Regions from separate parts of the Mus musculus genome. Here all the other regions are linked to region 4. A link is a loop called in an ENCODE intact Hi-C map of the cell type or tissue named here. Cell type or tissue: heart. All regions are shown on one strand. Each heading gives the region's core, and the rest is flanking DNA. Links, peaks and the distances in the headings are about the cores only. Region 1 holds the start of Aven (apoptosis, caspase activation inhibitor). Region 2 overlaps Slc12a6 (solute carrier family 12, member 6). Region 3 has its middle 3.4 kb from the start of Chrm5. Region 4 holds the start of Gm52523.

The links. A loop is a pair of places that touch in the nucleus more often than their neighbours do. Peaks named below come from ENCODE experiments on the same cell type or tissue, not always from the same donor. Only the 100,000 strongest peaks of a DNase experiment are listed, where the experiment ranks them.
Region 1: a loop joins it to region 4, with 6 times the contacts of the local background. A loop is called at or near these places in 6 of 42 quality-filtered maps.
Region 2: it touches region 4 in a loop (6-fold over the local background); 5 of 42 quality-filtered maps call a loop at or near these places.
Region 3: it touches region 4 in a loop (2.9-fold over the local background); 7 of 42 quality-filtered maps call a loop at or near these places.

The regions. Positions count from the first base shown.
Region 1 is chr2:112,489,575-112,495,769 of GRCm38, reverse strand. It overlaps Aven (apoptosis, caspase activation inhibitor), which reads right to left and starts at 2,806. Exons shown (of 6, transcript NM_028844.3): 1 at 2,549-2,806. The coding sequence starts at 2,779. It also overlaps a transcript of Chrm5 not described here. In heart, for the core only: CTCF peaks have their summits at 2,342 and 2,541; DNase peaks (open chromatin) are centred at 2,469 and 5,089; H3K4me3 peaks cover 1,910 bases; H3K27ac peaks cover 1,977 bases.
Region 2 is chr2:112,337,444-112,343,638 of GRCm38, reverse strand. Slc12a6 (solute carrier family 12, member 6) reads right to left here. Exons shown (of 25, transcript NM_133649.2): 7 at 5,650-5,780; 8 at 4,152-4,393; 9 at 1,594-1,808. The region is part of intron 2 of Gm39908 (a long non-coding RNA gene); the gene reads left to right. Among named protein-coding and RNA genes, the nearest start is that of Gm39908, 12 kb to the left of the region's middle. In heart, for the core only: a CTCF peak has its summit at 3,681 (motif pointing right); no DNase peak of the experiment used is centred there.
Region 3 is chr2:112,481,169-112,487,363 of GRCm38, reverse strand. It overlaps a transcript of Chrm5 not described here. Among named protein-coding and RNA genes, the nearest start is that of Chrm5, 3.4 kb to the right of the region's middle. In heart, for the core only: no CTCF peak of the experiment used is centred there; a DNase peak (open chromatin) is centred at 2,263.
Region 4 is chr2:112,235,802-112,241,779 of GRCm38, reverse strand. Gm52523 reads left to right here and starts at 1,717. Exons shown (of 2, transcript XM_030252294.1): 1 at 1,717-2,535. The coding sequence starts at 1,835. It overlaps Lpcat4 (lysophosphatidylcholine acyltransferase 4), which reads right to left and starts at 1,939. Exons shown (of 14, transcript NM_207206.2): 1 at 1,723-1,939; 2 at 187-329. The coding sequence starts at 1,836. In heart, for the core only: CTCF peaks have their summits at 1,158 and 2,402 (motif pointing left); DNase peaks (open chromatin) are centred at 1,209 and 2,289; H3K4me3 peaks cover 2,450 bases; H3K27ac peaks cover 1,844 bases.

The DNA.
Region 1 (6,195 bases), core at 655-5,654, 250 kb before region 4:
TGGAAAAACAAACAAATAAACAACAACCACAAAAAAAAAAAAACCCACACAATGAAAGATCACCTTTAATCCAACACAGGAGGCAGAGGCAGGTAGATCTCTGAGTTCAAGGCCTGCCTGCCTGGTCTACAGAGTCAGTTTCCAGGGCAGCCAAGGTTACATGCTGAGACCCTGTCTAAAAAATAAGAAAATAAATAAAATATGCCTACAACAAAAAAAGAACAACAACAAAAACGTAGTTAAAATAAAACCAGGGTTCTAGGGTTCTGAGTTTGCGTTCCAGGCTGAACTACATGATAAGATTATATCACAGCAAACAAACAGTTAAATGAATAAATAAACCCAGCTGTGGTAAAGTAGATGTGTAATCCCATACCTTAGAAATTGAGGCAGGGGGGCTGGTGAGATGGCTCAGTGGGTAAGAGCACCCGACTGCTCTTCTGAAGGTCGAGAGTTCAAATCCCAGCAACCACATGGTGGCTCACAACCATCCCAAACAAAATCTGACTCCCTCTTCTGGAGTGTCTGAAGACAGCTACAGTGTACTTACATATATTAATAAATAAATCTTTAAAAAAAAAAAAAAGAAATTGAGGCAGGAAGATCTTGATTTAAGGCAAGGGTGGGCTACATAGTGAGATCCTATCTAGAAGATGATGAGAAAGAAGATGAGGAAGAGGAGAAAGAGAAGGAAGAGGAGGAATTTTAAAAACCAACAAGGGCTAGCAAAAAATGCAGAGATAGGCCGGGCGTGGTGGCGCATGCCTTTAATCCCAGCACTTGGGAGGTAGAGGCAGGTGGATCTCTAAGTTCGAGGCCAGCCTGGTCTACAGAGTGAGTTCCAGGACAGCCAGGGCTACACAGAGAAACCCTGTCTCGAAAAACAAACAAACAAACAAACAAAACTCCCAAAAATGCAGAGATAGGAACTCTCATATGTTATGGTAACATCAATTGGTATAGCATTACAAAGAGCAGTACGGCTGTTCCTTAAAAATAAAAACTATAACCACCACTAAGGATTCCACAATCCTATTACTAGGTATATATTCAAAGGAACTGGAGTCAAACATTTGCATTATTGTGTGTGTGGGGGGGGGGGGGGGTGTGTGTGTGGGTGTGTGTGGTTTTTTTGAGACAGGGTTTCTCTGTGTAGCCCTGGCTATCCTGGAACTCACTCTATAGACCAGGCTGGCCTCAAACTCAGAAATCAGCCTGCCTCTGCCTCCCAAGTGCTGGGATCAAAGATGTGCGCCACCACTGCCCCGCAGAAAAAACATTTGCATTCTTGTGTTTATTTTTATTTACATGAATGTAGGGGGGGTGCATATACCGAGAGTGTGGGTGCCTTACAGAGGATTAAGAGCAGTTTGCTACTGTTCTGGAAAACATAACTGCCTTTAACGTGGGCTCAAAGGATCTGATGCCTTCTGGCCTCTGCTGGCACTACACTTATGTACACACACACACACACAGAGAGAGAGAGAGAGAGAGAGAGAGAGAGAGAGAGAGAGAGAGAGAGAGAGAGAAAGAGAGGAAGAGAGGAAGAGGAGAGAGAGACGGGTCCACGGGCGCAGAAAAACTAATATACTTCTTTAACAAAAACAAAAAATAGATATAAACAAATTCTTGTATTTTGCGAAATTAACAATTGCATTAAGGATAATAACACACTGCAGTAAAGGTGACTGTCCTGATAATTTGCTTATCACACTCAGTAAGCTCATGGTTCATACCACACATCTTTAGAAGGAATGGTTTCAGGGCTTCTTAGTTCCCAAGTAAGTTACTTTGGAGGAGTACATATCTAGAAGTTGTTTCCATTTGCAGTCTAATCATCCAGAGGGAAAGCAAAGGACGTAGACTGTGTGGAATCCTGCAGCTGGACAGTGGTCCCTACACAGCTGGAACGCTGTTGACTGCTTTCAGAGCACTGCACTAATCCTGATTTAGAGCACCAATGTGCCCAACATATAAGATATGAGTACAGAAAGGCCTTGGGAAGGTCGGTCAGTTTCTCCTCATTTAATCTTTAGGTACCCAGAATAGTCTCGGCGAGACTAAATACGAATCTGAAGAGTGGGAAAGATCTTAGAGGTCACCAATCCAAACCAAAATGAAGACATAATCTTCCCCCCATGTCCTTCCATCCAGGTATGGGTGACCACAGACACTGTTACCTAGGCAATGTGGGATGGGATAAAGGAAACGGAGGGCAGAGTAAACACTTCTGTGTAAATCTGTATTCTGGTAGACTTCGCTCCGCAGGAAGTCACTTCTGGGATAGCACGCCAGGCTGTAGCCCGGACACCAGGCGCCGCCGTTAGTCTCCATCAGACCATGGGACTCTGGCACCAGCAAAACGCGGAGGCCGGTCGCTTAGTCCTTCGGCCACAAGCAGCCAGGGGCTGAGCGTGCACGGTACACGTGCATGTCCCCTCTCCCTCCCCCCCCCCCCCGCGCGCCCTCCCGGCTCCATCCCGCGCAGGCGCTGTGCCTCGCGCTCCCCACACGCCGGCTAGCGGCCGCAGCAACCCGCGCTCCTTACCCGAGTGCTGGCTCCGCCGCCCCGGCCTCCAGGCTCCCAGCGGCCGCCTCGCAGGCCGCCACCTCCTCGGCCTCGGCGGAAGCCCCGGCCTCGGCCCCGCCGGCCGCCTCCGTCCCCGCAGCCTCCTCTCGCCAGCGCCGTCGCTGCCCCGACCGGCTCTCGGTCCCCTCCGGGCCGCTCCCGGCCTCCCCGCCGCCCGCGGCCGCCCCTAGCCCCGCGCTCAGCCTGCATGAGGCCGCCGGCGAGCAGAACGCGCGAGCCGCCGCGGAGAGCGCAGGCCCCACCGGAAGCAGCCGAGCGCCGGCCGTGGTGATCGGGGCGCGGGGCCCGGCCGGGGCGGGGACCACGAAGTGATCTGTAATAAAAGGACGCCATAAAGTCACTTTGTGTGATAGTTCTTAATTCATATGAGTGTTTGCATGACACAAAACCTAAGGTGTCCGATGAGTTTTTTAGTTAACCTGATTTAAAGAAGATAAGTCATTTTAAAGTCAGGATTTAGGAAGGGTTGAGGGTGAGTCCCAAGTCACAGGTCTGGACAGCGGCTCAAGTGGGTGGAGGGTCCGGTAGGGAAGGGGAAAGATGCTTGAAAATCTTGAAGAGAACTTGTAAACGTCGTTGCTGTAACTCACATTGAGCGCTTGATTCTCATAGGTACTTGCCCTTATTTTGCAATGAGGCAACAGTCCTAGAGAGCTTAACTCCCCTAGCAGGACTTGGTTAGACAGGGTCCAAAGACAAGGGTAGCGGGAAAGTTAGTTATAGAAAGACAAGAGAGAGCTGGGAACGTAGCTCAGTTGGAGAATGCTAAAATCGTCTTTGGCGTGAGAAAGAAAGAAAGAAAGAGAGAGAGAGAGAGAGAGAGAGAGAGAGAGAGAGAGAGAGAGAGAGAAAGAAACAACAGAAGCCGAGGTTAACAGAAGCCGAGGTTAATTTTGTCTTAAGGAAGCTACCTGAAAACAATGAAAGCAAGCCCAGCCATGGTGGTGCAGGCCTTTTAATCCCAGCACTGGAGAGCCAGGGGTAGGCCCATCTCAGAGTTCACAGCCAGTCTGCTTTACAGAGTGCAGGTCAGAGTTACAGGACTGCAAGGGCTACACAGTGACCCTGTCTCAAAAAAATAAAAATAAAGTAAAAGTAAAAGTAATTAATTAATAATAATAAAAGCAAAGGGATGGAATCAGCCTACCAAAAGAAATGTCACTTTCATCGCGTCTTAGGCCCCTTCCTTATAGCCATATATCACTTCTAATTGTGTACAGAATTATATACCAGTAGCACTATGTTCCGAATTGAAAAGACAGATTGGCCCCACCCTAAAGTCCTCAATTCACGTGGAAGATAATTATATAAACAAATGATTCTGCTCCAGTGAGCTGAATGCTGTGAGCAACTCAAGATCAAAGCTGGAAGTTGGCTTTTCTTAAGTAAACCCCCAAGGTACAGCCTGATGACTGAACTGGAGTTGACCCAGCTAACAGGTGGCAGGGAGTGGGGGAACCTATGTGATGAGAGAACCCCTGGAGGTTTGTCAGCTTAAGATAAAATGTCTTTTAAAATGGTTATCCCAGCTGGGCAGTGGTGGCCCACGCCTTTAATCCCAGCACTTGGCAGGGCAGAGGCAGGTAGATTTCTGAGTTCGAGGCCAGCCTGGTCTACAAAGTGAGTTCCAGTACAGCCAGGGAACCCCTGTCTCAAGGAAAAAAAAAAAAAAAAGAGTACTTGGTACCCACAGATACCTGAAGACAGCTTTGGATTCCCTAGGACTGGAGTCATGGATAGTCTTAGCTACCATGTGGATGCTGATAACCAAACCTTGGTCTTCTACAAAAGCAACAACTGCTCTTAATTGATAGGTTATTTCCCCACTGGTGAAAATTCAAGTCAGGGAAGTCACCACGGGGCGAGGGGGACGGGCTCATGGAAAGGAAAAAACAAATGTTTGGATTATATAGGGAAAAACCTCTGGGGGGGGGGGGGGGGCGCCCAGCCCCTGGGCTGGAAAGTTCAAGGCTAAGGGTAGGATATGCCAGGTAGGGACTGGGGGATGCTGGGAGAACTTCGAGGCAAGGTCTGGTTTGAAACTAAAATATGCACCTCAGTTCCTTGTCCCAGGGTCCCAGCCTTTTGTTGATAATGAATGGGTAAGGGGCAGAATAATCATCCATGACTGCTTCCTGCTGACACTGGGGTACTGTTATGGGGTGTGGGCAAAAAGCTGGGATGTTGGCCAAGTCCGGGAAGAGCTGGTCACTGCTGTCCAGGTTGTGGGACCATCTGGGGATAAGAGTGTGTAGGTCCAGTTGAAGCAGTCTCTGAGGCTGAGCCAGAGCACCGGTGGGTAACTGCTTTGTCGCTTTCCTGGATGCAGATTCTGAGAGAACACCTGGATGTTATGAGCAAAAGATAAAGTTAAGGAGTTTAGGGAGAAAAACTTTTCTTTAGTCGTACATTTAAATCTTAGACCAATCGTCTTGGGAGTTAGAGAAGGGGTCATGGGTCCCAGGACCAGGGATAGGGAAATGGATCCCACCCTAGGGAATACGCAGGCCGGGAAGGAAACAAGCTGTTCATTGACAGTATTTGTCTTGAGTCTATTTGACTGTGGGAAGTAGATTCGAATGGATTCCCTGAAGCTCACACGAAAGAAAGCACAAATATTAAATAACTTTTCTGGCCATACAGCTAGTAACTAATGGAATGAATCAAACCCAGGGTCGCTCAGCTTCAAAGTCTCCAAGGCTCTTGAGAAACCAATCTGTAAAAGAGATTTACGTTCTAGTCAGAGACATGAAATCAATAGAAAAGTTCAGGCCACGATGTTCAGGGTGTGAGAGGAAATGAGAGCCAAGAAGACAGCTAGGAAATGGGAAATTTAGGATTTTACAATCAAATGTAAATGAGGAAGTTAGGCTCTGAGAGGCAGTGGCCATGCCCACATATGTTGTTTTAGGTGGGCAGGCCACTAATGCCATTAGTAAGAAGAGAGTTGAGGGTTCCAAGTCACAATATTTGGACACAGATATATATAAAACTTTAATTGTAGTCACCCTCACTCCCCTGTCCTGTTCTGCAGTAGTAAATAACTTTTTGGTTTTTCGAGACAGGGTTTCTCTGTGTAGCCCTGGCTGTCCTGGAATTCACTCTGTAGACCAGGCTGGCCTCGAACTCAGAGATCCGTTTGCCTCTGCCTCCCAAGTGCTGGGATTAAAGGCATGTGCCACCATGCCCAGCTTGTAAATAACATTTTTAACTTTGCATTCTGTAATTTTGCTATCTCATTGCCAAACAGTTAACATTTTGTCAGCAGACAACTTTTTTTCTGACATAGCCTTATTTTCTTTTTTTTAAAAATCATTTCTACATTTTTCTTTTCCTGATGCACACTATATTTTTATCCTTTATTTGGTGAGATAGATAGATGATAGAGATAGAGTCTTTGTATCTCCCTGTGATATTCAGAATGCCAATGGAACTTAGGATTAATGTGTCCTTCCTTATTTTGAGCTCTCAAAGTCAGTAGTCCCATCTCAGCATAAACACCAAGCACAGACCATAAGACCATAAGAATAGTAGGGAGAATCACACTATTTTCTCTACGCACAAAAAAAGGAGCCACCAGGACTTAAACAGATAGGAAGGGCATT
Region 2 (6,195 bases), core at 577-5,576, 100 kb before region 4:
GTAGCCCTCTCTCTACCTCAGCCCTTTAATGTTTTTAAAGAACCATTGTTTCTTTAACATGAACACATGTAAGTATTATAGGATGAAATGTGATATTTCTAATTTGTTTTAAAATAATTTTACAAAATATTTTAGTATAATAAATGTAATTGACTTTTCTAACACAACTTAGTAAAAGTTAAGCAGACTAAAATCACATGTCCCATAAAGCCTATTTTTAAATTATTTCTCAAATGTAAGCTTTTTAAAAAAAAATAGTATCAAAAAGTTTTAACCTCTTAATATGAACTTGCAAGAAATTTGTGGACAAAACATTTTTAAATTAGTTCTCAAATGTAAAGCTTTTTTTTTTTAATTAGTATCAAAACAGTTTTAACCTCTTAGTATGAACTTGGAAGAAATCTGTGGACAAGACATTTAAGGTGGACATCACTCAACAAAAGAATTTCAGAAATTTAGCTGTCTAGGAAAACATAGGTGTGTTTGGTGACATTAAAACAGTTCTATTTTAGCTATCACTGAAGGAAAACCACTGGCAATTTTTCAGGAGTACATTAAATTAGATACAAAGGCAAATCCCTGCAGTCCTAGCTTGTCAGGAACATGAGGCAGAAGGACTGCTTAAGCCCAGGAGTTTCAAGTTAGCTTGAGGAATATTGCAAAATAAAAATATTCACAAAATATTTTATCTTATCCTATGCTACAAAGTCATTTGTCCATCTCTGTTCTCAAAAAAGGGGAAATTTTAACAGCTGCACTTTGCAAGGAAGCTCATTAATATAATTTCAAGAGAAAAACAGATATATGCAGGGCATGGTGGTACATGCCTATAATCCTGCCAGTACTCAGAAGTCTGAGGCCTAAGGATTCTGAGTTTAAAGTCATCTGTAAATACACAGGGATCCATGCCATGTTCAATAGGACAGTCTTAGACAGTGGGCTGGGGTGTAGCTCAATGGTAGAGTATGTGATGCTTGTCAGACATTATTCCCTGGGTTCAATCCTTACAACTGCAATCATAACCATCACTAATTAAGGTCTAGGTCATTGGCTTTAGTGGGGAAGCCACTGCCTATATTTGCTAAATGGACATGCTGTATCTGTCAAACTGCCTTTCTGGCTCTTGCATGTTTGAACTCAAAGCATCTCTGATTACCTGCACAAGATGGGCTCTATCAATATGTCACATGAGGAGGAAGGGGGCGCTCACAAGACCCCACCCACTCCTGAGGCTTGATACCCACCCAGTGTGGGAGGGAGAGTCCTTTTCCTCAGTCTTGAAGCCACTGTAAGGTGCCCACGCTGGTATAAACATACCATCCATGAACATATAATCAGTTATAATTAAATTTAGTGTGTATGCAAACTAATGAGAGATTAATGAGTATGAGTCAATGTGATCAAAATAACATAATGTGCATGCATGTATAAAATATAATAAACTCATTGTTATGAGTAATTAAATACTATAATACAAAGTAAAAAATAGGGGGAGGGTGAAAAATCTAAGATGGGAACGCCTATTTCCCACCACTGTCCTTAAAGAAGAAACAACACAAAACAAACCGGGTCTAGTTAAACTCTCTAACTTACCAGTAATGATACCACTAGCCAACCCTGGAATGCCTTGGATTGAGATGACGTTATTGTGAACAAAGTACTCATCACAGGTGGCATTAAAGAACTGACTCGAGTTGCAGAAGAATCCCCATAACTTTGATGGTACTGTCATGTTGTCAACCTCCTTGGTCTTAGAGCAAATGTCAAGGTGTCTTGATGACAGGGTACGGTTGCCCAGCATACAGACCCTAAATCAAAGCAAACAGAGAAGAGGAGAAAGATCAAGAAGGGAAGAAAGAACAGAGAAAACTAAGTCTTTAAGACCTTTTAATGCTGGTCAGTAAAGGATAAAAACGTCACCTCACAGGGGTTTTACCGCAATGGTAATAGGGATGAACACCTTAAACTGAGGTGACATGTATCTTCTGCCAGGGTAACCCTCACAGATCTCACAATATTTTAATATTTGTCTTATGTTGCTGGAGGCATTAACAGTGATTCAGTATTCTGCCCAAGATCAAGGTCATACAAATGACAGATGTAGGTAATATGATTCAAACATAAGAACTATACAAAGAAACTATGCTCAATTATCTTCCAAAAAATATTTGGCTATTCATCCATTTTCAGGCTCAAAAGAATCCTGGAGGGGCTAGGGAGGTGGTCCAGTGAGGTTGGAGCTCTTGTTCTGGAAGCATGAGATCCTGAGCTCAGATCTCTAGCACCCAGGTCGTTTCCACACAGGCATACACATGGGCAGTCACCGCCCCACCCCCACACCATTACCATGTGCCAGCAACAACAATAACATTCCAGGGAACTTCTGCTCTTATTTTTTTAAAAAAAATGTCCAAATGCCCATATTTTCATTTGCTTGTTTTCTTTCTAGACAGGAGGTGTGGGGGGAGGGGTGTTGGAGGAAAGGAAAGAAAGAAGGTAGGAAAGGAAACGTGAAGATGTCTATTGTCATAACCTCCTGGGACTGCTGGCTCTTCTAAGTCTTCTGGCTACTGTTGTAGGGCAGCCTGACTAGACTTAAAAGCATATCCCTCTATGGCCCAAGAGAAAACTGGCTTTGACCTTAAACCTAGACCCAGTGGTAAAAAGGAAATTTAAGGATAATACAAATATTGACTGTAGCTTTGCTTTTTTCCACTACCTAGAAACATAAACAAGAATGGAGAAAAAGAGCCGTAGTAAAATACTGCTGAGCTCAAAACCCATGGCTCAGATTCTTCAGAGTGGCTTCATACATACACAATGAGCCACCGATCTATCACTTGGCCTCAACAACCCTTAACAAGCCTAGTTTTGTTTCATGGTTTCTCAAAGGTTTGATTTTTTAAAACATATTATTCTGGAATTTTAAAAAACAAAATAGCTTGCACTGGGATTTCTTTTCCAACCAAACAAAATTGGAGAAGCCCAAAGGGGAACCTGAAGCAAAATGGAATTTCCCAAGTTGAGATACAGCTAAACTGTTGCATCTAAAACCTTTATAACTCTAAAAAAGATCTTATTTTATGGCCCTAAGCAAGCAAAATGAAAACTTACGGTGGGATTTATTACTGACATCACACAGAAGAAATACCAAACAGCAATCAGGAAATCAGAGTCCCACGTTCTTGCCCTACCATTAGCTGACTTGGGGAAAGTCATTCATCTTCAGTGGACCTGCCTTTTCATCATGAAAAATAAAGTTTTTGTTTTGTTTTCCCTGTAAGCTAATTTAAATCAGCGTAATATCAATAAATTTGATCCCCTGCTGATTCATGTGACTTCAAAGGCAACTTCTGTAACAAGATTACAAATAACTCAGTGTCAACTGGCCTGTGTGTCACAAATCCATGAGACAATAGGTGAGTCTGTGAGTGAAGACACTGAACAAATCCATCACTTCATTACTGCATATTATGTATGGCATGGAACGTCCAGGGGACATACATGTGATAAGACAGTCATTTCCTTTTATAGCTGGTAAGTCTTAACACTTACAGTACCAAGAAAAAAAATAAACAATTTGGGTAACTCCTAAAAACAAAGATTTAGTTTATGGATATACGGGTGTTTTTGCCTACCTGTATGTCTGTGTGTGTCAGTTGTATGCCTGAAGCCTGTAGAGGCCTGAAGAGGGCACCAGATCCCCTAGAACTGGAGTTACAGACAGTGGTGAGCCATCATGTGGGTGGGTGTTAGGAATTGAACCCAGGTCCTCTGAAGATCAGCTATTAACTACAGAGTCCTCTCTCCAGACCACTACTCTAAAATTCTTTTGAATCGATTTTTATTTTAAAAGCAATTGAACATTGGTTGTTGGTAATGACTATGACTGCAAAGCCCTTCATGGATAGTTCACATAAACACATTCATTATTAGGGGGTTGGGGGAGCACACTTAAAGAGAGGTACCTTAATGATGGCTATGGCTGCTAGGTCTACATTTCAGAAGTGATGAAGAGGGTAAACAAGACAGTATGTCAAGAAGCTTCCTTCTGGGAAACTGGACCAATAGGAAATCACCCCATGACATTCTGGTGGAAATGTTCACATTACCAGATACCATCACTGACTATGTCAAAGATAGGTACGTACGGGAAGTGTGGTGGAGCAAAGGAAGACTTGATGGCACCAGCATAGATAGCCAAGATCGACACAATTACACAGGCCAGGAAGAGTGAGGCAAACTTATTCACATAGCGTACGCCGATGAATACCACCAAGACCATGAGGACCAAGAAGGCTGTACCATAGACGCGCATGTTGTTCAGCATAGCTGCTGACTCCTTGAGTGCATCGTCACTCCGAAAGATGGCAGCTCGGGGGACAATGTATACCTGTCAGAAGAAGAAAGAGAAGTAGAGGAGATGTGCGGCCATTTCAAAACAATCAAGGAGAGGGGCTATAATAGTTTGTTTCTTTTGTGAAGGACAGCTAAACAAACAAACAAACAAAGACCAAAACATTAATTTGTATCCTTCTTTTAAAAAGTGATCTTATTTTTATTATTTATACGTGTACTGTTGTTTTACCTGCATGTATGTTTTGTGAAGGGGTTGTATCCTTTTTACCTGGAGTTACAGACAGTTGTGAGATGCTATGTGGGTACTAGAAATTGAACCCTGGTCCTCTGCAAGAGCAGCCAGTGCTCTTAAGCACTGGGCCTGTCTCCAGCCCTCCTTTCTTCTTTATAATCATTTACTTTTAGACAGGGTCTGATTACCTAGCCCTAGTTGGCCTGGAACTCAAAGAGATCCACCTGCCTCCATCTCCCAAGTGCTGGATTAAGGTTATGTGCCATTCCTGACTGCAAATTAAACACATTTTTATTTGGCTCTAGAATGTCTATAAAAATGTTATGTTGTAGATTATTTTTGTTTTCTATTTGCTATTCTGAATACTGCCTTTCCAAATGGGAACAAGAAAAATGAATAATTTTATTCAAAAGGCTATAGAAAAGATGAGTAGAGAAATTAAAAACTCTTTCATTGGTATAAAGTTATCAAAAAGAGGGGTATGGGATACAACTCAGCCAGTGAAATATTTGTTGCACAAGAATGAGCACCTGAGTTTGATCCCCAGGGGAGCTGTGCATGGTGGTGTGCACTTTTCATCTTAGCACTGGGGAGGTGAGGGCAGGAGGAACCTTGGAGCTGAACAGCTCTGCAGCCAAACGTGTTGAGCCCCAGGTCCCAGGGAAAGACCCCATCTCAACAAACAGGATGGCTCCTGAGGAACAGCAGGTGAGGAAATAGGTTGATTGCTGGCCTCTACACACATACAAACACACATACAATGTAGAAAAACTTTATGTTACTTTTTTCCATTGACATATGTACAAGTCTTTTGTACTTAGCTATGACTTCCCTGGCTGAGGTGATAAAGTTGGGGACAATCAGCCAGAGGGGACAGGACAGGCAGGTGAAGGACACCTCAACCTTTCTGCTTCCGAGTCATGGTAAGCAGACGGTCCCAGGCAGTCATCACCTCATTGGCTGCCACAACTCGCCTGATCTCAGGAACCTTGATATCTAAGGACAAAATAAACCCACAGAGCTTCTACATTGTAGTCAACAGTTAATCCATCACTTACCAGAAAGATTTCAATGGCACCAAGAATATACATGGCTGCTGCAAATGTGGTGCCAAGATAAAAGCAGAGGCCTACAGCCCCGCCAAACTCTGGGCCCAGGGCTCTGGAAATCATGAAGTATGAGCCCCCAGCTACAAGACAAAACAGAATTCGAACAGCATCACAAGAAGAACTGTAAACAAGTCATAAGAAATAATCTTAAAATGTGCACAAAAAGATGTTTCAGACTTTGGGAAATTGAACGTAACAAAGTAGATTTGCTGGGGAAGATGGTGTGTCCAATACTCTACATTTTGTCACTACTAGGGAAAAAAATGGAATCCTTCCTAAAGAAATAAGATAGTCTAATAAAACATTTTATAAGCAAAGAGTATGGCTGAAATTCAAGCACTAAAAATAGTCTAAAAATAATGAGATTTCAAAACCTTAAGCTAAACAGCATTTGTCTCTCTGGCTTGTAGGAAGTGTCTGTCACAGTACCCTATGAACAACAGAACAAACACATTCATGTTCTCTGGAAAACCGTAACCACAGTGATTACTCACT
Region 3 (6,195 bases), core at 332-5,331, 250 kb before region 4:
AAAAGAAAATGTGATATGTTTATGCAATTGAATATTATTTAGCCATTAAAAATGAAATTTTATAATTTATCAGTAAATTAATGGAACTGAAAAATAAATCATCCTGAGTGAGGTAACGCAGACCCAGAAAGACAGGTATGGCATACATTGGCTAATATGTACATATTAGCTGTTAAGTCAATGATAACCAAGCTACATTTCACAGAACCACAGAGAGTACATATAGAGTAAGGGACTGGGGGGTGGGGGGGACAGATAGAGCTCCCTAGGAAAAAGAAATAAAATAGGTAGCTATGGATGGAACAGGAGGATCAAGTGGGGAGGGAAAGTGAGAAGAGGACTAGGAAGGGAATGTGGAGAAAGACGGAGAAAATTAAAGGCCATTCAAATGGTAGTGTGGAAACCTAATACAGTAGAAACTTCCTAAAATATATACATACATACATACATACATACATACATACATACATACATACATGAAGGTGACCTGAATGAAATTGCCAAATAATGAGAGACAGGACTCAAACTGGATGTTTTTTCATCAAATGAAACTTCTAGTACCTGGAATGGGTTACATCTAATTGAAATTCTGGACATAGGAGTCCAGTGGAAACCCCTAAACAAAGCCAGGCTATTGCCAAGACTGGAGGTTGCTTGCTACAAATTGCAGACGAGGCCCAACAACTCGATGAACACAAAGAAGTCAAGCTGGTGCCTACATAGAGCCTTCACGCTACCTGCTAGTGTATGTGGTATAGGAAGGTACTCTGCACACAACCGAAGGAAAAACGGAAACACCAACTAAGCAACAACCTTTGATCAAAGTCTGCCAGCACAATGGTGGCACAAAGCCTGTCGAATAACCAGCCACTCTTTGATTTGATTTCAGGCCCACTCCACAAGAGAGAAACCATAACCAAAACTGCTTGGATGACCAAGAATCTAAGATTAGATAGCCCAGGGACCTAGGGTAAAACCAAATACTACTGTCCTACTAGAAGAACGCACCAATAAAATGACTCCTAAAGACATTCTGCTGCCCCATAGATCAGTGCTCTGCTCAGCCATCATCAGAGGAGCTTCCTCCTCGAATTCTTTACTTAAAAGAGAGCTACAGAAATAGCTACCTGTCAAATTTACATACACATTTATGGGAAACATCAAGATTCTAACATCACAGAGGATTACCACAAGTTCCAAACCAACCTAGTCTTCACAGTGAGTTCCACAACAGTCAGGACCAAATGAAAAGAAGCAGTCTGAAGACAAGGACCTCATGCTCTCTGCTTCCCGATTTTGGTGACAACGTGACCAGGGACCTCTCGCTTCTGTGTTCCCGACACACTAGATTGTGCTCCCTGAAGCCCTAACTCAGAATAAACCATCCCTTCTCTTTATCAGGTATTTCACTGCAGCAAGGAGACAAGTGACTAATACAGACAGTGTCTTGATAATTTGTGCAATCTGGCCTCAGATTTACTATTCTCCAACAGCAGCCTCCCAAGTAGCTAGAATTACATCCTAGCCACCAGCCCCCGTAGAGTTCTGATGCACAGAGAAAGCATCATCAATGATGAGAAGAACACACCAGAACCTCCTGCATTGCAAGAAGCTATGAAGGTGGATTTTCTGATATTGTTTGTACTTTTTAAAAAATGTATATAAGTACACTGTAGCTGTCTTCACACACACCAGAAGAGGACATTGGATCTCATTACAGATGGTGAACCACCATGTGGTTGCTAGGAATTGAACTCCGGACCTCTGGAAGAGCAGTCAGTGCTCTTAACTGCTGAGCCACCTCTCCAGTCCCAATAATCCTATCTTTAATATATGTCATTGTGTTGGTTCAAAAGTCAGTTTTTCCTTACTTGTGAGATACCACAAGAAAGTGTCAGTCACACAGGAAGATCCTTAAGAAAATGAGCTGAACTTGTATATTTTTAATACGTTCGACCTATGTTATTTATTTTTTATTTTTGTTTAATATATTTTTGAGAATTTCACACATACATATAATCTACCTCCTCCAAACTATTTTCTTTCTTTTTTTCTTTTCTTGAGAGCTCCACAGGCTGCAATTCATGCTGCCCACATATTCATGGAACTGTCGCCTGGAGCAGAGTTGACCAACTAGTAGCCATACCCTTAAAGAAACCCCTAGAAGACACTCCCCTAGAAGCCATCAGCTGTCAACAGCTCCTCAGTCAGGAGCAGGAGCTCCTGAGCCCCTCCCATCTCCAGGCTGGAATGCTGACTGGCCTGGTTTTGCACAGGTCCTAGGCAGGCAGCCACACTGCTGAGTTCATGAGTGCAGCGGTCTCACATGCTCAGGGAACACTGTTTTGGTCACACTTCAGCCTCACCACACCCACCTCTGGCTCTTAGACTCTTTTCACCCCTCCCAGTTTTACTTTTATAAAAGAGAATCCATTCAGTATGTAGTCATTTCCAAAATGTGGGCTTGCAACATAGTGTCACTTGTTGACATCTAAGCCTCGGTACAACCAGAATTCTCAGGATGAGACCTAGTGATCAGCTTGAGTAAATTTGCTAACTTTGATGAACATTCAGGTTGGACAATCACTATGATAAGGCAACATTTGGGCTTTCATATAAACCTCACAAGAGAGCTTCATAATTCCTAGTCCAAGACCATGGAGCTTATAGCTTCTCACTATTTAGAAAACAAATATTGTGATGGTCAATCTATCTATCTATCTATCTATCTATCTATCTATCTATCTATCTATCTATCTAATCTATCTATCTTTGTCCATTAAAATGGGTCTCGAGCTGGGCGGCAATGGCGCACGCCTTTAATCCCAGCACTCGGGAGGCAGAGGCAGGTGAATTTCTGAGTTCGAGGCCAGCATGGTCTACAAAGTGAGTTCCAGGACAGCCAGGGCTACACAGAGAAACCCTGTCTCGGAAAGAAAGAGAAAGAAAGAAAGAAAGAAAGAAAGAAAGAAAGAAAGAAAGAAAGAAAGAAAGAAAGAAGAAATGGGTCTCAGTATGTAGCCTTGACTGGCGGAGAGCCTCACTAGATAGACCAGGCTGGCTCTGAACTCACAGAGATCCACCTGACTCTATGTCCCAAGTGCTGGAATTAAAGTCATGCACCACCACGTCCTGGCTGTTTGTGACAGTTCTAAAACAAAGCGTTGACCCCCTACAAATATAAGTCTCGTACAACAAACACATCTTTCTGAATTTTCTGTAATCAGGCCAACTTTTAAAATAGTTCAGCTGCCTTCTTATACTTGGAGAGTATAAGAAGTGTGAAAAAGAAGAGTGGAAAACATTGGTAGGATTTCTTAGAAAGAAATCTGCTCTTTTTCCTTTTTCTTTTGAACCAGCATCTCAATAAATTGGCCTTTTCCTAACTCTGGAGTCCAGACAGGCCTTGAATTGTCCATCCTTCTATCTAAGCCTCCAGAGTACCTGAGCTCTTAGGCCTGCATCGCCAGGTCTGACGTTCCACTTGTTATGTATTTTAAACATCTGCATCTACTACTTAGGGGTACTCACAGGACACAGAGGGATTCTAGCAGTACCTATGCTGTAAGCCCCAAGTTCCTGCCCGTTTTATTCTAGAGGTGATAGAACGATCAAAGCCCATGAGGCTCTAATGGAATTTGTTAAAGAGCTTCAAGGGTTCAGGCTTAGAGAACTCAAAATTGATGGAGCCATCCCTAAAATATACACTGCAAATTTCTACTGCCCTCCACACTCTAAGCTGTTGACCAGGTTTTCTGTAACAGACATTATCAGAAGATAATTTCCAGCCCTGCCATCACTAAACACAGCAGCTGGGATCCGTACTCTTATACTCCATCTTCCCTTGGGATACTATTGTTGGACCTCAGTTCCAGTCCCAGGCAGTTACTTCTGTTGCCACGTTAGGCCCCATGCCAGCTCACTTATCTGGAGACCAGAAACTCTAGCATGTTCTCCCATGTATCAGTTTTACCTTCTAATGTGCCATTCTCATTAGCATGAAAATGTGGTTTATTTCCACTTTTCTTTAAAAATAAGAAAAGGCCAGGCTAGACAGATGGCTCAGCACTTAAAAAGCACTCGCAGCTCTGCATGAAGGCCAGGATTCAATTCCTAGCATTCACACGGTGGCTCACAACTGTCTGTAACTCCATTCCTAGGAGACGACTCCCACTTCTAGCCTCCAAAGGGCACTTCATGCCTGCACAAACATGGTGCACAGACATCCATGCACACATAACCACTCTCCTCCTCGTCCTCTTTCCCATGTCCACACAGCTTTCTGACCACCGCAGCCCCCAAACAATTTAACAAGATACATTCTGATCTCCTTGGAACTAAACCCAGGCTCAAGCATCAGTCCTAATCTTCCTAGATCAGTCAGCCTTGCTTGAAGCAGGGGATTGCTGTCTCCTCAAGACATTCTCCTCCTGTTGCTTACAGGAAAACATGTGTTCATTAGGAGTGCAAAGATGAATATAGAATCTTTGCTTTTACTTCTTTTGGAAAGAGTTTGCTGCCAAGGAATTCTGGACTTTGTGACTTTCCCATAAATCTATCTACAGCAGTATTTCCAAGGCTTTTTATGACATGGCACACATAGAAAAATAGTAAGTTTCCAGAAGTCTGAGAATACTGCATAAGACAGAAGGAAAAGGAGCCCCACCCTCACCCCAGAACTGGGAGGAAAACACTCTCTCTCTCTCTTCCTCTCTCTCTCTCTCTCTCTCTCTCTCTCTCCCTCCCTTTCTCTCTCCCTCTCTCTCTCCCTCTCTCTCTCTCTCTCCCTCCCTCCCTCCCTCTCTCTCTCTCTCTCTCTCTCTCTCACAAACACACACACACACACACACACACACACACACACACACACACACACACATCCAGTGACTCCCTGTCTAGTCCTCGAATTTAAACTGTCTCACCGGCTTTCCTGTCCTCAGCGACAGTGCAGCCATTTAATATCCTCAGGAATAGGCCTTTCTGTCCCTGAAGGCCCAACTTTCTTCCTGGATGGTTGATAAAGCCGAGTAATATTAAGCCTCTCAATTCATGTGCTGGCACATCTCTTTTATGCTCCAAGGCACTTAGCACACTAATAAGCACCATTTTTAAAGCCAGTCAGTTGAAATCCTGCTCCTAACATTATCGCTTCAGACACAATGAGAAGTCATCTCTTCAATGAAATGAACCTTGGACTGCACTTCTTCTTTATCAGTCAAAAGAAGTGAAATACAGGTCACTTAATAAGAGCTGCCTAAAACTTTGTTTCTTCACACATTCCTTCGACAGGAGTTCTGGAGTTCTTCCTGATATTTAACCCACTGTGAGCACTTGTGTTTTAAACCTACTGCTTCTGGTTGCTACATCTGGTGTTCATGTCCAGTTTATGTGTCCCAAATTCAAGTCTGTCACACTCACACTCACCTTCCCCCTCCCCCAACTCCACTTTTATCCCCCACCCAACCCCCATTCCTGCCCTCCACTCCTCCTTCTCCCTCCAACCTCCCCCTCCCTTCCTTTTAAGCAATTCTATTTTTTCTTTTCTTTCTCCCTTACCTTCTCAACCCCCCCCCCTTTTATAAAATTGCCACAAGAGGGCAGCAGTTTCACACATATGAAAGATGCTCAGGCATTGAGGGCTGTTTGAAAAAGCAAAAGGATTATACAGTTAAAAAAGGGCTGGTGGTCGCACACGCCTTTAATCCCAGCACTTGGGAGGCAGAGGGAGGCAGATTTCTGAGTTCAAGGCCAAGCCTGTTCTACAAAGTGAGTTACAGGACAGCCAGGGATATACAGAGAAACCCTGTCTCGAAAAACAAACAAACAAACAAACAAAAAAAAAACCAAACAAACAAAAAAGTAAAAGACACAAAGTTGGGTGGGTGGGTGGGTGGGTAAGGAGGGGTGGGTCTAGAAGGGGTTGGGGGAGTGAATATGATCAAAATACAACATATGGAATTCTCGAAGAACTAATACATTTTTAAAAGAATAGCCCTGATAAAAATGTTACTACTGATGGCCTAGCAATTTCTATGGATGAAGAATGGTTTCAGTGGGAGAAGCAGGGAATGAGAGAGGGCAATGAGACAGGAAGACAAAATTCATTTGTTATGTGTGTAAAAATGTCAGAATTTTTCATTGAAAAACATGTAATTGAATTTTTATAGTCAAAGTCCAAAATTCATTAGGCAGAAG
Region 4 (5,978 bases), core at 1-5,000:
GTCACTTAGAAGTCAGGTCCTAAGGACCACATCTGGGCTTGGCTGTTAGCTCATGTGACAAGCTCCAGATGCTGGTGTGTGTGTGTGTGTGTGTGTGTGTGTGTGTGTGTGTGTGTGTGTGTGTTGGGGATGAAGCAGAGCATCGAAACCGGTGAGAAATGGTCTTTGGAGTTGGGTCCCACTTACTTCCTCCATCCTGTAATTGGTTCCTGAAGCTGCTCTTCAGTGAGACCTGCTACTTGGAGCCACGCGAAGGGCCAGAGGAGAAAGAGGACAATAAAAGCTAGAAGTACTCGGATTGGGGCCAGCAGTACCCCCAGGAGGCAGAACTGCAGAAGGGCAGGAGAAAATGTCCCTTAGGCCCGGGAAAGGCTCATTTCACAGCTACCGACTCCTATAAGGACTGACCCAGGGGCAACTAGTTAACACCTTGTAGGTGATAGGGGAGAGGCACAGGGGGTCCACATGGGATGAAAATGCTAGTGAGGCCGGGAGGACAAGGGATCAATACCATTAGGTGCCTTGTTTTCTTACTCTCAGGTGACCCCCTCCCCCTACAAAGGTTACTGTCATAACGCATCTGATACTTGGAATGGATGTTAGGATTTAATGGACTGGGAGTGGGTGGCCCAAGCATTTAATCCCAGCACTCAGGAGGTAGAGTCTGGTGGATCTCTGTGAGTTCCAGGCCAGTCTTCTCTACAGAACAAGTTCTAGGACAGCCAGGGCTACACAGGGCAATACCTCCCCACCCCCAAAAGAAAAAAAGAAAAGAGGATTTAATGAGAAAATGCAGGGAAGGTGTCCAGCACTGTGTTTGATGTAGGTTAGAGACAGTTCTTCCCAACATCCCATCCCATTCCATAAATAGCTCCTATGTCAAACAAACCCTGTGCAGGGCTTTCAACACTTTGGGCCCAAGGAGCAGATGGCTGGAAACACAGAGATCCACTTTTCAAACCTCGGGTCAATCAATCCCTAGCCTAGTACTGCAGAACAGCAATCCTTCGGTAACACTCAGCCCTATTCCGCAAGGTAAGGGTTGCCAAGTGCCAGGGTGACTCCAGAGGCTTCCTTAGGATTGAGCAGGTAAATAAACCTAGCCCCCGGGGGCCGACCTCACGGGAGGTGATCACAACAGAAACCTTGGACACTTCCTCCCCACACCACCTCCTGGCTACCCTAGGGTGGTGCGTCCCTCTACTTCCTGTAGCTAACCCACCTCCCAGCCTCCCTGCCCCCACCAGTAGGTGCTGCAGTGACACGGGGGGGGGGGGGTGGTGGTGGCGGAAAGAGGAGGTGTTGGAAGGGCACAAGGACGCAGTCTCTGGGTCCAAACCGTTTAAGTCGAAGCCCCGATCGCTGAGCACGCCCCTGCCCCCACCCTGGGCTTTCCGTAGCCTTCAGCTCCATCCTAGCCCGTCAACCTCCGTAGGATGTAATCCGCATTCCCCAGTGCCCTCCATCTCTCCTATCCTTGGGTCTCCTTCAGTGCTCCCTCTCCCACTCATTTCTTCCTCACTTGTGAGCTCGTCTATCGCCTAAGCTGGAGTCCTCACCAAGGCTCCTCGCCTACCCACCCCCAGCCGCCCCCACGTGCGCGCCCCCTAACTCCCTCCCCACAAGCTTCTCATCCACCTCCTCTGGCACCCCCTTGCCCATCTCATCACTGGGTCTCTCCATTCCAACCAGTCTTCCACACGTCCCCTGCCCACACCTTACCTTAACCCTCTGGAGGCCGGAGAGGTGTAACTCATGCACGAACGGGTTTGGGGACGCAGAGGACCCAGAGGTGGGATCCAGGGGGGCCCAGGCCCCAGGACTTCCCTGGCTCATGGTGGGAGAAGGTCGAGCGAGGGCCGCGACCCCCCGCTCCCGGCCCGGGCCCCGCTCCCGGTCCGGCTCTGCAGAGCAGCGCGGCTCGTGCGGCACTGGCAGCGGCGGCGCTCTGGTCCCAGCCCCGCCTGGTGCCGGCCGAGGGGCGGAGAGCGGCGGCGCCGCCCGGGCCGCTCGCGTTGTCAGGGCGCCGGCCGCGGGGCGGGGCTTGCGGCTCTCCGGCGTCCCCGTTCAGCCGCGTTCTCCGCGGCCCCTCGCGCCATTCGGAGCGTGGCGCCCCGAGGACCTGGCTGCCCCTTTCCCAGGGTCTCCGGCTGGAAGCGGGGCAGAGAGGTGGGCGCGTAGGGGAGCGCCCTGGTCACTTTCCGGATGCTGTGGCCACCCTGCGAGCGCAGACGGGGTGGAGCCCTGTGTCAGGGCAGGTTGCCGAGGCCGGCAGCTGCGGAAGGAGGCTGGGCGCCCCTGGTCCCGCCGCTCCTCGGCCCCACTTTCCCCATCTCCGGGGCGGACCACCGCTTTCCTTCCCGGTCGGCGTGCCGCCATAATGGAGCCCGCGCCCTCTCGCGGCCGTACTGCGCGTCGCAGCTCTTGGCGTCCGAGCGTGCCGGGCTGCGTGGACCACCGTCACCCGCGCGCTTGCATCCCTCGATTCTTAGCGGGTGTACGTCCCCCAGTACGGCAAAGCCCGGCTCGGGAGAGGTAGCAATCTTAGCTTCTCTACTGGTCTCCCTGTGGAATATGGAGGTCACCTAAGTTCCTGTCACCTGCAAAACCCTAATGCTCTAAAAACACACTGTACTACAGCCTAACTGATGGGGCACTGGGGAATTGAGTGGACTTTGAAACCCATAGCTGCTAACACTATCAAATATGTAGTGCACAGGGAAGGAGGTAAGAGTCGTTATTTATGAAAATAAGCTGAGTTCAATTCACCTTGTCTTCCTTCTCTTACTGAAAGGTAAAAACTGAATGGGTGTTGAAGCAAGAAAACGAGGGAAAGAGCTAAGGATGTTTGCCCCCCCCCCCCATACCCTCCCCTCTCTCTTTTATTTTGTTTTTCGAGACAAATTGAGTTGTTCGTTAACTTGGGATATTTTCGGAGCCCAGGATGAAAGTGACGAGGACGTGTAGGTCATAGGACAACTTGCAGGGATGTTCTCTTTTTCTACTTTCTGGGTCTCAAGAATCGAACTCAGGTCATCAGATTTGTTGGCAGTGGCAAACAACTCTATGGGACACTCTATGGGACGGGTCATCCTACAAATCTGATTTGAGAATTTTAAGAAATAAAATCCAGGAGATAGGAGCGGGAGAAAGAGGACATTGCGGGGGGTGGGGGTGGGGTGGGGTGGGGTGGGGTTAGGTAGGGAGCCAGAAGACACTTCTGTCTAGATTCTGCCTCAGCTTCCTACAACTTTATCACTTACACCATTGATTGTATCCACAAGAAAAGGAGCAGCTGGCAGGGTCAGGGGAATAAAAGTAATGCACACTAGTTGAGATTTACATCTGCGACATCTGAAAGTTTGTATGTGGCTCCCCTCCCCCCTTCACGTGTTGAAGTCCTCATTCCCAGGTGATGGTTACTTGGTTAGACCTTGGGGAAATGTGTCTCCTTGTGGCAAAGTACCTGACAAGCAATTTAAGAAAGGCAGGGTTGTGAGTCACAGCGAGGGTTACAGCCTATCATGTCAGGAAAGGCAGGGAGAGGGAGTGTGAGGTGGCTGGTCACACTGAAGCAGAGAGGAAGGAGTGCTAGAGCTCAGCTCAGTTTTAATCCCCTTTTATTTATGGGTCCCAGCCTATGGAATGTTGCTAGCTACTTTCTGGGTGTGTCTTAGCGAACGTTTCTGCAGTTAAACCCTTCTGGAAACACCCTTAGAGACATGCCCAGAGTATGTCTCTATGATGATCTCTAATCCCATTCAAACTGACTTTGAGGACTAAGCGACACTAGCCAAGACCCTTATGATCACAGTATACTTACAAGGGGCGAGGAGGGAGGGGAGGGGGGAGGGGGAGAGGGAGGAGCCTTCTGATAACTCCTGTGTAAAAAGGTTATATGAGCCCATAGCCAGATCCCCTAGTCTTCAAGGCAGGAAGCTGATTTTGCCACACACCAAATCTGTGGACACCTTGGTCTTATACTGTCTAGGCTCTGGAACTGTGAGAGGGATTGGCCTCCTTCCTAGTTTATTATACTTTGTTGCAGCAGTCCATGAAGACTAAGACTTTTATTTTTTCTGTGTGTGTGTGTGTGTGTGTGTGTGTGTGTGAGAGAGAGAGAGAGAGAGAGAGAGAGAGAGAGAGAGAGAGAGAGAGGAGAGAGAGAGAGAGAGAGAGAGAGAGAGGAGGAAGGGGAGGGGGAGAGGAGACTCAGTCAGTCTGTATAGTCCAGGCTGGCCTTGAATTCTTGAATTTGAGACCTGTTTCCCAATTTATCAAATTTCTGGTATGTGTCATCACATCTGGCCTAAAATAGTTTTTTTTTTTTTTTAATATTTATTTATTTATTATATGTAAGTACACTGTAGCTGTCCTCAGACACACCAGAAGAGGGAGTCAGATCTTGTTAGGGATGGTTGTGAGCCACCATGTGGTTGCTGGGATTCGAACTCTGGACCTTCGGAAGAGCAGTCGGGTGCTCTTACCCACTGAGCCATCTCACCAGCCCCTAAAATAGTTTTTTAAAAAAGTTAATCTTAGCGAAGATTCTATTCTATTCTCTCTTACTTAAAAGAAGTCAGGTTTTTGTTTTGTTTTGTTTTGTTTTGTTTGAGACAGGGTTTCTCTGTATAGCCCTGGCTGTCCTGGAACTCACTCTGTAGACCAGGCTGGCCTTGAACTCAGAAATCCACCTGCCTCTGCCTCCCAAGTGCTGGGATTAAAGGTGTGTGCCACCACTGCCCAGCTCCAGAAATCAGGTTTTAGATAACACACATCTTTCAAAGTAGTTCCACTCTTTTTGTTGCTGTTACTTGTTGGAGTCTGGGACTTGCCACACAAACCAGACACCCATCTCAGTTAAATAGGGGTGGTTTATTGAATGCACACCAAAAGACTGAGTCGTTGGGGCCACAGACCAGACTTAGGAGCTGACTGTGGCCTTGGACATCTCTCAGAGCCAGTTTATACAGGCTCAAACCACCGTGAGCTCCTGTCAGGTTCAGAAAGCACAGCCTGTGGTCAGCTCTGACTCAAGCAGCCTTGGCCAGCTACACAGAACAGTTCTCACTGCCCTTCATCCTGATGGGTCCTAAGTGGACCTTATGGTGGTGGAATTTCTTTTTTTTTTTTTTTTTTTTTTTTTTTTAAGATTTATTTATTTATTATATGTAAGTACACTGTAGCTGTCTTCAGACACTCCAGAAGAGGGAGTCAGATCTTGTTACGGATGGTTGTGAGCCACCATGTGGTTGCTGGGATTTGAACTCTGGACCTTCGGAAGAGCAGTCGGGTGCTCTAACCCACTGAGCCATCTCACCAGCCCGGTGGTGGAATTTCTTAAGATTAAAAACAACCTCACAACATAAGAGGGTGTGTCGTCAGCTTGACCCTGCTGTGAGTCAAGCTCTTTTTCTGTCTCAGTAACAATGAAATGACTGGCAGGTATGAAACAAAATGGCTGCAGCTATGCTGGGGGAGCAGGCCTCAACATTATTATTATTATTTTCTTTTCTTTTTTTTTTTTTTTTTTTTTGGTTTTTCGAGACAGGGTTTCTCTGTATAGTCTTGGCTGTCCTGGACCTCACTTTGTAGACCAGGCTGGCCTCGAACTCAGAAATCCGCCTGTCTCTGCCTCCCAAGTGCTGGGATTAAAGGCGTGCTCCACCACCGCCCGGCCATCATCATCATCATCATCATCATTATTGTTGTTGTTGTTATTATTTTAAGATAGGGTTTCTCTGTCATGGAATTCATTCTGTAGACCAAGCTGGCCTCAAACTCCCAGAGATCCACCTGCCTCTGCCTTCATGCTAGGATTAAAGGCATGCACCACCACCATCCAGCCTAATTCCACTGTTTTTATAATCTCATTTTTTTGAGTTAAAGCAGTTCACAAATGCATAAACATCATTTGATTTTTATAGCCTTACTATTATTTTTGGATTTTTATAAAATTTTTATTCTACATGAATTCA